Linked DNA regions of Homo sapiens: region 2 is linked to region 1. The links are chromatin contacts, found by Hi-C or POLR2A ChIA-PET in ENCODE. All regions are on one chromosome and are shown on one strand. The core of a region is the stretch at or near the end of the contact, and the rest is flanking DNA. Distances in the headings are between cores, read along the strand shown.

Region 1 (5,885 bases), core at 2,523-5,022:
CCACTTTAGAGGCTCTGTATGAAAAAATGCTGTGGAGACAGAGCCCTCCTGGCTCCCTAGCTGATCCTGGAGATGCAGCAATAGATGAATGGGTTATCTCTGAATTTGTAAGAGATAATTCACATGAGGATTAAGATAAAATGGGAAGTAAAATCTAACAAACACAAAGATAGCTCCCAGGCACTGCTTTGTGTAGTTTGACAGCATTGTGGTTGTAGCAGCAAAGGACTTAAAGTGATAGTTTTTAAACCATATTCTGTCCCTAAGTAATAAAAAATCTAGGAAGTTACTAAAATACCAGATTTGTTCTGCTCTGCCTCATCTAGAATCAACGTCTAACTAACTTAAATGAAGTATAATAAATGAGTTCATATGAAAAGGCTTCCTCTATGGACACTTAGATATATTGTAACTATTGAAGTTACCTGGGATGTGGGGGTGGTGGGAGGAGGACCTGCCTCCCCAGGACATCTATGACTAAGGCCTGGCTTTAGTTATGGAGAGAGACGTAGAAGTTGAATTTTACACCCAAAATTGATGTGACTGAAGAGGAACTGATTGTTGCTAACCAGCTCACAAGAATCCAGTATTGAGACCAGTTCACTAGAAGAAACAAACATTTCTGCCATGCAGACCAAAAAGTTATTAGTTGGTGAATATGTATTTTCTCTTTGGAAGGTCTTTAAGGGGAGCAAACCAGTTTTAATCAATCAGATTGCTTGGTAAGTTTGGAATCTGCAATCAGTTGGTCTTAAAAAAAAAAAAACTTTATTTTGGAAATTTAAAGACATACACAAAAGAGGAACAATATAATTAACCTCTGTTAACTCATCACCAACAAGACTCATGACCACTTTTATACTTCATGAGTGATTGTATTTGTATCCACTGTTTTCTATTATTTTCGAGCAAGTCTCAGACACACCATTTAATCTGTAAATAATTCAGCATGTATCTCTAAAAGACAAAGACCTCTTAAATAACAGTTCATTAGTATAAAACAAATTGGGTAAACTTTTGTTGGTCATCAAACTATATTAGCACTGGTCCAATAGTTTAATTTTCATTGAGCCTTTCAAGAGGACCGACCAGTCTGCTGCTCAAGACATCCTCTCCTCTGGAATGTAGAGATAATACATATCATGCTCCTTTTTGTTAAAACGTTTTTTTTTCCCCTTCAAACACAGTCCATTCATTTTTCAGTTTGGGTTGAAACATCCTTTTCTTGATCTTGAGCTTATAATAACCTAGTCATATTGCTCAGCTCAGATATTTTTACTCCCTCTCCTTAGGCATTCTGGTTCCTTAAATATAGTTAGTGTCACAGAGGATAAATAACCAACCTTATTTCTAAGGTCTGAGAACACTTGGACCACATATTGGTTGAGCTCAGCCACCTTCTGATTAAAGTTTTCAGACTTGTAAGAACTGAAAATTTTTATGGTGGAAGTTCTCTGAGCCCTCATCCATTCTGTTTTTAAAAATGCATTGCAGATGGGCTATGTGAATATGTTTTTAAACATCTGATATGTGCATGAAACAAAAAACACTTGAAGTTATTATGTATACAATTCTGTGGGATGGGACTTCATGCAGGATTGGTTTTCAAGTTTGATTTCCTGAGGGATTTTTTAGTTGTTTGTGAAAGAACCCCAGGTCTACTTTTGAAATTTTGTATTATAATTGTAATGTTGCCCATGGTTAAAAAAAAAAAGTGTTCAGTGATCTATGTCTCCTACTACTCCTATTTCTCTGTTTTTCCTCTGCAGGAGCTTGCTGCTGTTAACAGTTATTCTTCCAAGTTGTTTTCTTTGTGGGGAGATGGGAGGTGGGAGGAAATATAAACATATATGTATAGATCTTTCAAAATATATGACGGTATACCCGTATGTTCTGAGTCTTGCTGTTTTTACCTGGTAATATTTAGAAACATTTATTTTGAGATAAAGGAGAGCACTTTTAAGTTGAACCTGTAGTTTTAAAAAGTACATTTCAAGTAAGCCAAAGCAGAGAAGTAAATGTATTTTTCATTGTTGTATCAGAATTTTGAATTTACTATTTTAAAAATTCAAGAGTTTTGTAGCTGATCTATTTCTTCCCCTCAGCCATCCCAAATAGGTCATTTGTCAACAGATTTAAGAATGTTTAGAAACAACAACTTTGGGAAACGGGAAACAATTTGGTATAAGTGGGTGTGCCATAACCTCTCTCGTAGCCATTCATTCCCGGATACATACCCTAGAGAAACTCTTACACATGCGTACCAGGGGATGGATTTAAGCATTTGTGTGTAATAGGAAGAAAAGAAGAAAAAACCCGGGAAGATCCCAAGTGTCCACCAACAGTGTGTTGGATAAATACTGTGGTATATTCCAACAGTGGAATTCCACAGAAGTGAAACTGAACTGCAGCTGTGTATGTGAACATGGACAAAACTCAACAATAGAAGGATCAAAAAAAGCAAGTCACAGAAGAATACATCACTATGGTTCCATTTCAATGAAAGTCAAAAACAGGCTGTCAAATACATGATAAAAGGAAACGATTAAGACAAAATTTAATGTTAGCCGTTTTGATGGAGGGAGAGGTGATCATGAGGGCACAGGGGTCTTCAGAAGAACTGGTGAGGGTCTGTTTCTGAAGCCTGTGGGCATTTCCTTTTTTAATCTGTATGTTTATGTGCTTTTGTATGTATGATATTTCTTAATAAAATTTAAAAAGAAGAATGGGAAAAAAGTCTTGGTGTAGGTAGTTACTAATATATAAGCTGTAGTGTATTTCGTAAAATTAACCATCAGTCAGTGACAAATTTAAAGATGCTGTTTCTTGAGTGCCCAATTTAAGGTTTTATTTTGTTTGAGACAGGGTCTCTGTCTTGTCACCCAGGCTGGAGTGCAGTGGCACGAGCTCAGCTCACTGCATCTTTCGCCTCCTGGGTTCAAGCCATTCTCGTGCCTCAGCCTCCCAAGTAGCTGGGATTACAGCTTCGCACCACCACACCTGGCTCATTTTTTTGTATTTTTAGTAGAGTGTTTCACCATGTTGTCCAGGCTGGTCTCAAAACTCCTGACCTCAAATGATCAGGCCCACCCTGGCCTCCCAAAGTGCTGGGATTACAGGTATGAGCCACCGCGCCCAGTCTTCAAATTGAGGTCTTAATTGTAACTCTTAAAAAGCTAGAAACGGCGACAAGAGCAAGACTCCGTCTCAAAAAAAAAAAAAAAAAAAAAAAAAAAGAAACCTAAATGTATGTTTTCTGTGTGATACCTTATTTTCATCTTAACATAGTTTCTACTTGTCTGCCAGCCAGGGAGCTGATGGTTTTGTTTTCCTGTCTAAACAGCTTCCAAAGAAGCTTTTCTCAGGCTTATGCCATTCTGGGAAAGAAAACTGCTTTACTGTGCTGTACTCCTTCCCCTGGCCCAAGTTAGGTTGTTACCTCAGAGAGGCTGCTGCTTTGGCCTTGTTCTAATTTTAGTAGGGGTACTGTGAACACAAAAATGTTTACTCTTTAAAAAGAGGAAAGTGACTGAAATTTGAATTGGCAGATTCATAAGGTTCATATAACTAAGGCCCTACGTCAGTTTACAGCAGCCCTGTTACCCCTCAACTATGCTCCAGGTGAGACTTGGATCCCCTCAGTATGAGCATAGGGCTTGGCTGTGAGTTCATCCAACACATCCCCGAGTGCTCCTATGTGCTGTGGAGTGACTGATACCTTTGGATACACCAAGAACAAAATAGGTGCAGCTCCAGGTCCCTCCGCTATGGAATCTGTCCTCACTGCAGCAGTGGCACCCTCAGGGCTGTGCCTTGTACACAGGACTTCTGAAAGGGGAGTGGAAAGGGGTGGTGCTGTTGAGTTACTAATCACCCTATTAGTTGAAAGTGCAGAGTTAATGAACAACTAAGAATTCTAGGTCATTTCATATTTTATTTTAACCTAAATAGTTCTGGGACTTCTTAGGATGGCATTTTGGTACGTGATTAATTTCACTTAAGGCCATTTTAGAATCAGTGGAATTGGCCGGGCGCGGTGGCTCACACTTGTAATCCCAGCACTTTGGGAGGCCAAGGCAGTCGGATCATGAGGTCAGGAGTTCAAGACCTGCCTGGCCAACATAGTGAAACCCTGTCTCTACTAAAAAAAAAAAAAAAATTAGCTGGGTGTGGTGGTGGGCACTGTAGTCCCAGCTACTTGGGAGGCTGAGGCAGGAGAATTACTTGAACCTGGGAGGCGGAGGTTGCAGTGAGCTGAGATCACACCACTGCACTCCAGCCTGGGTGACACAGCGAGACTGTCTCAAAAAAAATAAAAAATAGGCTGGGCCTGGTGGCTCACCCCTGTAATCCCCAGCACTTTGGGAGGCTGAGGTGGGTGGATCACGAGGTCAGGAGTTCAAGACCAGCCTGGCCAACATAGTGAAAACCCATCTCTACTAAAAATACAAAAAAAATTAGCGGGCATGGTGGTGGGCACTGTAGTCCCAGCTACTTAGGAGACAGGCAGGAGAATTGCTTGAACCCGGGAGGCAGAGGTTGCAGTGAGCCAAGATCGTGCCACTGCACTCCAGCCTGGGCAACACAGTAAGACTCTGTCTCAAAATAAATAAATAAAATGAGTTGGAATTGCACCTTACTCAGGGATTAGTTTTTTATAATCGATGTGTGAGGTGAAAACTAATCAAATTACTCTTGAAGCTCTTCAAATTTTGTTTTACTGATAATCTGCAGCCTTAAGACTTATTTGTGTTATAGAAAATGAGTTTTGGCTGGGCGCAGTGGCTCACACCTGTAATTTCAACACTTCGGGAGACCAAAGCGGGCACATCACATGAAGCCAGGAGTTCGACACCAGCCTGGCCAACATGGCAAAACTTTGTCAAAACTATTTTTAAAAATTAGCTGGGCATGGTGATGCATGCCTGTAATCCCAGCCACTTGGGTGGCTGAGGCATGAGAATCACTTGAACCTACGAGACAGGTTGCACAGTGAGCCGAGATCATGCACTCAAGCCTGGGTAACAGTGATATGCACCCCCCCAAAGTTTTTCTTTTTTTCTTTTTTTTTTTTTTTTTTTTTAGAGATAAGGTCTTGCTATGTTGCTCAAGCTAAACTTGAACTCCTGGGATTACAGGCGTGAGCCACTATGCCTGGCCTCAAAATTAAAAAAAAATAAGCAATTTAGATGCTGACCTGAAGTGCTTCTGTCACCTTGTTACAGGAGGCCGCAAATGCTAACTAAGCAAGTTGCAGATGGTCCCACATGACGTTTCTGAATGAAACAGGACACTTCTTACTATTGGAACCATTTTTCTCTGTTTTGAACAGTTGGATAAGGGAAGTCTTGACGTGCTGCCTATGTGTCCGCTGCCCTTCATCAAAGTTGAGCTACTGAGAAATTGGAGTTGAAGGAACAGTGGCTAATGGCATGTGCTGGGATGCAAGTAAGACATTATGCTTGGCCATAAGGAGTTCTGGTATTTTATGTATACCTCTCCCACAAGCTTTAGAGATGACTTCGTGGTCTAGGAGGAACAGGTGTGTAAAGAAGTGACAGTGTGGTGTGTGTGAATAAAAGTGGGTAGATAGGGTCAAGCCATTGCATGAGCCCGTACAAGGTGCAAGCAGAGTTATTAACTAGAATTTGGCAAGGGAGCTGACCCGGAAGGATCCTAGGGAGTGTGTTAGGGAGGAATGTAGCATGGGATGTGATGACAGCTCACTTTAGATGTTAGTGAGGGCACCAGCTGGTTTTTCAGCTTATTTCACAGACCAGTGGCATGGGCTGTGCCTCGCCTGTTCTGTAAGTGGTATGTTAAAAATAGCCTCAAAGGTATTAATCGTTATTGGCTGGGCATGGTGGCCACCTCTGTAATCCTAG
Region 2 (5,885 bases), core at 1,459-3,958, 220 kb after region 1:
CACCTGAGGTTTTATTTGCTGCAACAGAAAAACCAAATACCAAATATTTTCCCCTAGAAAACAGTAATGAATGTAAGAGGTTACTGGTTAATCCTTATGATATTATCTAAAAGCTACAGCCAGTTGAGATAAAACAAGGATGGCAATGCCAATTCAAGACAAAGCTGGGAAAAAAAGAGATACAGCATGCTAGTTATTTTTAAGTACCTCAGTAAATGGAGTAGGGGATTTTGCCAGTCTAGCAATAAGTAAGCTTATTTTTTAAACACATCTATTCATTTAAAAAATAATTTTAGTTAAAAAAAAAACAAATTTGAATCTTAGTTGTTTCTTGTTTTGTTTTTAATGCACATGTTAGAAAACTAACCATTATACAGTTTAAAGTAAATGGGTATATTTGCAAATAAAGTCTTTCTTTATAGTTTATCTTCTGATTTTTCTCCCTCACAGTAAGAATATTTCCCTTGAGGGGGTTGGTAAAAAGTTGTGCTTACAAGAATCCAGCCACTACAATAGAGCAGCTTTTATTGATACCAGACTGATGGTGTGCTGCGTACTGTAAAAGACCAGACTCACAAAACATCCCCATTCCATGGGCAAGTAAGTAAATGAAAGAAATATGATCGGTAACAAGAGTAAACGATGTAAATTAATGACAGCTTTAAGAGATGTTTCATGTTTATACTGGAAGGAAAACAAAGTCTGAAAGAAAGTTCAGCTGCAACAAAAGATGATAAATAGACTAAGCTGCTGAGCAGTTTGGTGGCCATGTAACAAACATTAAAAAAAAAAAAAAGACACCTGCTGCGATGCAGTGACTGCAAGTGGATAACATTTAGGAACATTCAAGAGGGTATTCTAGAGGAGTGGTAACAGCCTTACAGTGGCTATTAGAAGCCAGGAAGAAGAGTTTGGTTCAGAATCTGCACTTACCCCTCAGCCCCAGTAAACGTCCCTGGTGGAGGATTACGGCTAAAGTGAGAAAGGAGGAAAGGGGACATGGAGAGGTGCATGACAGGGAGGAGAGAATTACTGTGAGCCACCACTCTCAGCGTCTTCTATCTGGTAAACCTGGTGCTCAAAGCCCCTAACGAAAATAACAAGATCCCACTTGGCATAATACCAAGTAATACATAAAGTTCTTCCCAAGGCTTCTATTAGAATCTCTGCTGAAAAAGGAAAATCTGATTTATGGTGTTTTTTTTTTAAATAATAAAGCAATTTTAGTGAATCTGAATCAAAACACTAAGAACTCAATGTGCAGCATTTCCTAAATGCTAAAATTTCTCCTTTATTTCTCTGTGTGTGTGTGTTTTAAAAAACAAATCCTGTTCCAATAACTATGCTAAAATGAAGCTCTTACAAATAACTGAAATGAACTCTAGGGGATCCTGGAATCTCTTAGGATATAAGGAGAGGTCTAAATATGATTTATAAGTAACTGCAGAAAAGACAGGTGGGATTGAAACCTTGCTTTCTTTTAAAGGCTTCCGAAATACCTTCTAGTCTTTCTCCCTCCTCTGGCCTGAAAAAAGGTATGGTGATTTTGAAGTGTATATGTATTAATGTATTTTATAGACTTACAGTATTTGCTTTTAAACCATTCCCTGCCATGAATTTTGCAACACAAAAACATTTACTTAATGGATGATTAATGTAATGGAACATCATATGAGAAACACACGAGGTATATTTTATTCATAAAAACAATAAATCACATTCTTTTAAAATAGAAGATAGATGGAAAGGCTTGCTGAACTCCTGAGAAACTTCTTCCACAACTTTTTTTAAACCTCAAATAAGACAAATGGAATATACTAAACTATCTGCTAAGGAGATATGAAAAACTAAGATGAATGCTAGGTAGTGTTTTTGGATAATGGTATAATAAGGCTTAAGAAAAATGGACTTTAACTTTTATTTCAAAAGATGAAATAGGACTGTGATTCCTGAACTGTGAAAATGTTTTGACAACGAAAAACTTTTAATTATGAGTATTGGTCTTGATACATGAAAACTTATTTTCCTAGAATTTATAAGTTTCATTGAGTGAAGTAACTATAGCTAGATCTTTGCCATCACTGATTTTCTGAGCTAACACAGATTTGAATTTCAGACATAACTATTTCCTATAATTCTCCTATTTGTTCCATGGCAGTTATCTAAAAATATACTTACTTTCTGTCAATGGGATGGAGATAATGACACCATTTCCTGTCCCCACCCACAAACGATTACAAGACACCATAAGAGCTGTAATTCTCACAAAAGAGAAGCCCAGTTTTCCAGTACCTGTAAAGAAAGGAGGGAACACGTTATTGAGAAACTAAAGCAGACAGTGTTTTACATTCCAAGTTCCTTAGAAGTAGCAGGATTACAAAACAAAAAAAAAAGAAAGAAAGTAGTAGTAGCAGGATTGATACAACACAGAGGAAATGTGACTAGAGCTAGATGGATGTTTCCTGAAGGTTCACATCAAAGTAAGCTCATATTGGGGCTTATTGTCTATCTGACAATTCAGGGTTAATGGAAAAAGAAAAGCCTAAAAGTGGGTAACATAACATTATTAGTTAGAAGAAAAGTACACAGGAAATAGGATACATCAGGAACTGTGACACAGGATTTACTTAGGGAACTGTAAAACCAAACCAACACATAAAACAAAAAACCCCAACAGAAAACAGTGAAACTGGCAGGGCACGGTGGCTCACTCCTGTAGATCCTACAAGGTGGGATGACTGCTTGATCCCAGGAGTTTGAGACCAACCTGGGCAACAGACCTCACCTCTACAAAAAGTACAAAAATTAGCCAGGCATGGTGGCACATGCCTGTAGTCCCAGCTATGTGGGAGGCTGAGGTGGGAGGGTCACTTGAGCGCAGGAGTTTGAGGCTGCTGTGAACTGTGATCCAACCACTGCACTCCAGCCTGTGCAACGGACCAAGACTTTGTCTCTAAAAACAAACAAACCCAGATAAATCAAGTGTCCTTTGATCTTATAAGCTGAAAAAGTTCTGGTTTCCCTTAAGTTTTCTTTGCACAGATAAAAATCTTTGTAAACAAAATCTATACTTTTCCCCTCATTTATATACTTAGGTTCTAAAGCAGTTTAAACATTTTAAGTATTATACACAAATAATTTAGGGAGAACAAACGCATTTTTGTATTTCAAGTTAATTTTTACAACTGATCTTATTTTCAGTGACTTGAAAGACAAATTTATTGAGCAGGTAATACATTTAAGAAAGACAACACTAGTACTCATAAGTTCTACTTACAAGAACTGAGGGCATGATCGCTGAATCACAGTGTTAGAAGGAGGCTTAATTACCATTCAGCCTAACCTAGGAACCTTTAACCTCCAGTCAAAGTAGATCCCTGAAATTAGTTTGTGTTTGCATGTGTATATATTCTAGGGAGAAGGTACATAGCTAGAAATAAGGTTTTCTGAGGGCAGTAACTCTAAATGGTTGAAAACCACTGATCCAGTTCAATCATTTTTCATGAAAGGAATCCTTTATGACATTTCTAATAATCATTATAACACTAGGTCAGGTGCTAAAGATAGAGCAGGGAACAAGACAATGATGGTCCCTGATCTTCACGGGGCTTAGGGTCTGTAGGGGAGAGATTATAAACAAGAATCACATAAGACTGGTACGATCACAATAATGATAAGCCCATGAAGAAAAAGTATGACAGGACCTAAATGGTCTCTCCTGATTATGACAGTTAGGCTATGACCTGAAAGCTAAGTAAGTAAAAAGGGACCAAGAAGAACTTCCCAGGTAGATGATACAGCAGCACATGTGAGGACCCTGAAATGGGAAGGAGCTTGCTGAGCTGTGGGTCGGTATGAGCAAGGAGAGTGTTTGAGAACATGTAAGGTCTCCTGGTCATGTCACCTCACCTAAAGGCAACAGTGGAGGTGTGTGAAGGTAATATCTGCACCTTGGTTACTAGGCAGAGAACAGACTGGGGTGGCAACAGGGAGCCCAGTTAGGAGGCCTGGGGGTAAAAGGATAGTGGTAGAGATAAAGAAGTAACTGATTTAATACAGTTTTAGAGGCAGACTTGACAGTTCCCAGTGACAGATTAGATGTGGGAAATAAGAGAAGAGGAGTCCAAAATGATCCCAACTTTCCATCAAGAACAATAAGGGGCCAGGTGCATTGGCTCATGCCTGTAACACCAGCACTTTGGGAGGCTGAGGTCTGGGCCAATCACTTGAGCCCAGGAGTTTAAGGCCAGCCTGGGCAACACAGTGAAACCTCATTTCTACAGGAAAAAAAAAAAAAAGTAGCCAACATGATAGTGCAGGCCTGTCCAGCTACTGGGAAGGCTGAGGTGGGAGGATCACTTGAGCCCAGGAAGTCAAAGCTGCAGTGAGCCGTGATGGTGCCACTGCACTCCAGCCTAGGTGACAGAGTGAGACCCCGTCTTGAAAAAAAGAAAAAAAAAAAAAAAAAAGAGTAAGGTAGATTGAAACGTCTGACACTTTCAATGATAAAAGTTCACTACTCCTGAGATAACTTAATTCATTGGTTCTACCCAGCATTTTAGACTATTTAAAAATAAAAACAAGGACTGGGTGAGGTGGCTGTGCCTACCTACAGTCCCAGCTACTCCGGAGGCTGAGGTGAGAGGATCGCTTGAGCCCAGGAGTTCAAGGCTATAGTGTGCTATGACTGCACCTGTGCATAGCCACTGCACTCCATCCTGGGCAACAAAGCAAGACCTCATTTCAATAAACACATAGATAGATAAAATAAAACACCCTCTTTGACTGGTAAAGATAAAACGCGTTGGAAGCTTACCTAACATTTTGCTTACATAAGGCTCAATGTCCACATCCTGTAGATGTTGATAAGTGTGTGCATGATAGAGACGGAGCGTAGAATCCAAGCGAATGGAGACCCACACGCCATCCCCCACCCACGCAAGCTGTCGCACTTGGCTCTCCTTCCTGGGATGTGCATCAAAAGATTTCTAGGAGAGATTGTCCAATCACAAAGTTACTTTTGCTACATAGAATTTCATATTTAAAACTGTGCTAATTTGCACAAGTTAGCAGACTATTAAAAGACAAGCCCAAATATTATATATTAAACATGATTACTCTTATATACACAATTGTTTTCATCCTGGAATGCAAAAAATAAAGAACTAAGAACGGGATATTGGACTTCAGCACTATATAGGATATCACCTTATAACAGCAATACTAGCGCATCCACACTATGTAACAGTGCTCAACAGAAAGATTTTTTTTATTTCTTTATTTTTTATTTTTGAGACAGAGTCTTTACTCTTGTCGCCCAGGCTGGAGTGCAATGGCGCAATCTCGGCTCACTGCAACCTCCCCTTCCTGGGTTCAGGCGATTCTCCTTCCTCAGCCTCCTGAGTAGCGGGATTATAGGCGCACACCACCATGCCGGACTAATTTTTGTATTTTTAGTAGAGACAGGCTTTCATCATGTTGGCCAGGCTGGTCTCAAACTCCTGACCTCAAGTGATCTGCCCACCTCGGCCTTCCAAAGTGCTGGGATTACAAGCATGAGCCACCGCACCTGGCCTAACAGAAAGATTTTATCTCCGGATTTTGTGTTGTTGCAGAGCCACTGTGTTGAAATAAGATCACAATTATAATTAATCAGGCTGGGCGCTGGTGGCTCACACCTGTAATCCCAGCACTTTGGAAGGCCGAGGTGGGAGGATCTCTTGAACACAGGAGTTTGAGATCAGCCTGGGAAACATGGTGACATCCCAACTCTAAATACAAAAATTAGCTGGGAATAGTGGTGCATGCCTGTATTCCTAGCTACTTGGGAGGCTGAGGTGGGAGGACTATTTGAGCCCAGGAGTTTGAGGCCAGTCTGGACAACA

The links. Hi-C counts contacts between places; a loop is a spot of excess contacts on that map. ChIA-PET counts read pairs that join two places held with the same protein, here RNA polymerase II (POLR2A). Pooled maps may share reads with other maps.
Region 2: a loop to region 1 is called in a map of heart left ventricle, with 2.8 times the contacts of the local background. The contact joins two enhancer-like sites. A Hi-C loop is called at or near these places in 4 of 168 maps with a recorded cell type or tissue (heart left ventricle, left colon and psoas muscle) and 4 of 50 pooled maps. POLR2A ChIA-PET finds 5 or more read pairs at or near these places in 1 of 52 experiments (OCI-LY7).

Annotation. Positions count from the first base shown.
Region 1 is chr17:50,753,484-50,759,368 of GRCh38, forward strand. It overlaps LUC7L3 (LUC7 like 3 pre-mRNA splicing factor), which reads left to right. Exons shown (of 10, transcript NM_016424.5): 10 at 1-2,736. Among named protein-coding and RNA genes, the nearest start is that of ANKRD40CL, 11 kb to the right of the region's middle. RefSeq lists a silencer at 3,605-3,899. Within about 2 kb of position 3,773, at least 4 of the 41 ENCODE cell types and tissues checked have a DNase peak (open chromatin) inside an H3K27ac peak, as active enhancers do.
Region 2 is chr17:50,974,930-50,980,814 of GRCh38, forward strand. It overlaps SPAG9 (sperm associated antigen 9), which reads right to left. Exons shown (of 30, transcript NM_001130528.3): 26 at 4,817-4,988; 27 at 2,179-2,292; 28 at 1-18. Among named protein-coding and RNA genes, the nearest start is that of TOB1-AS1, 110 kb to the left of the region's middle. Within about 2 kb of position 2,709, at least 4 of the 41 ENCODE cell types and tissues checked have a DNase peak (open chromatin) inside an H3K27ac peak, as active enhancers do.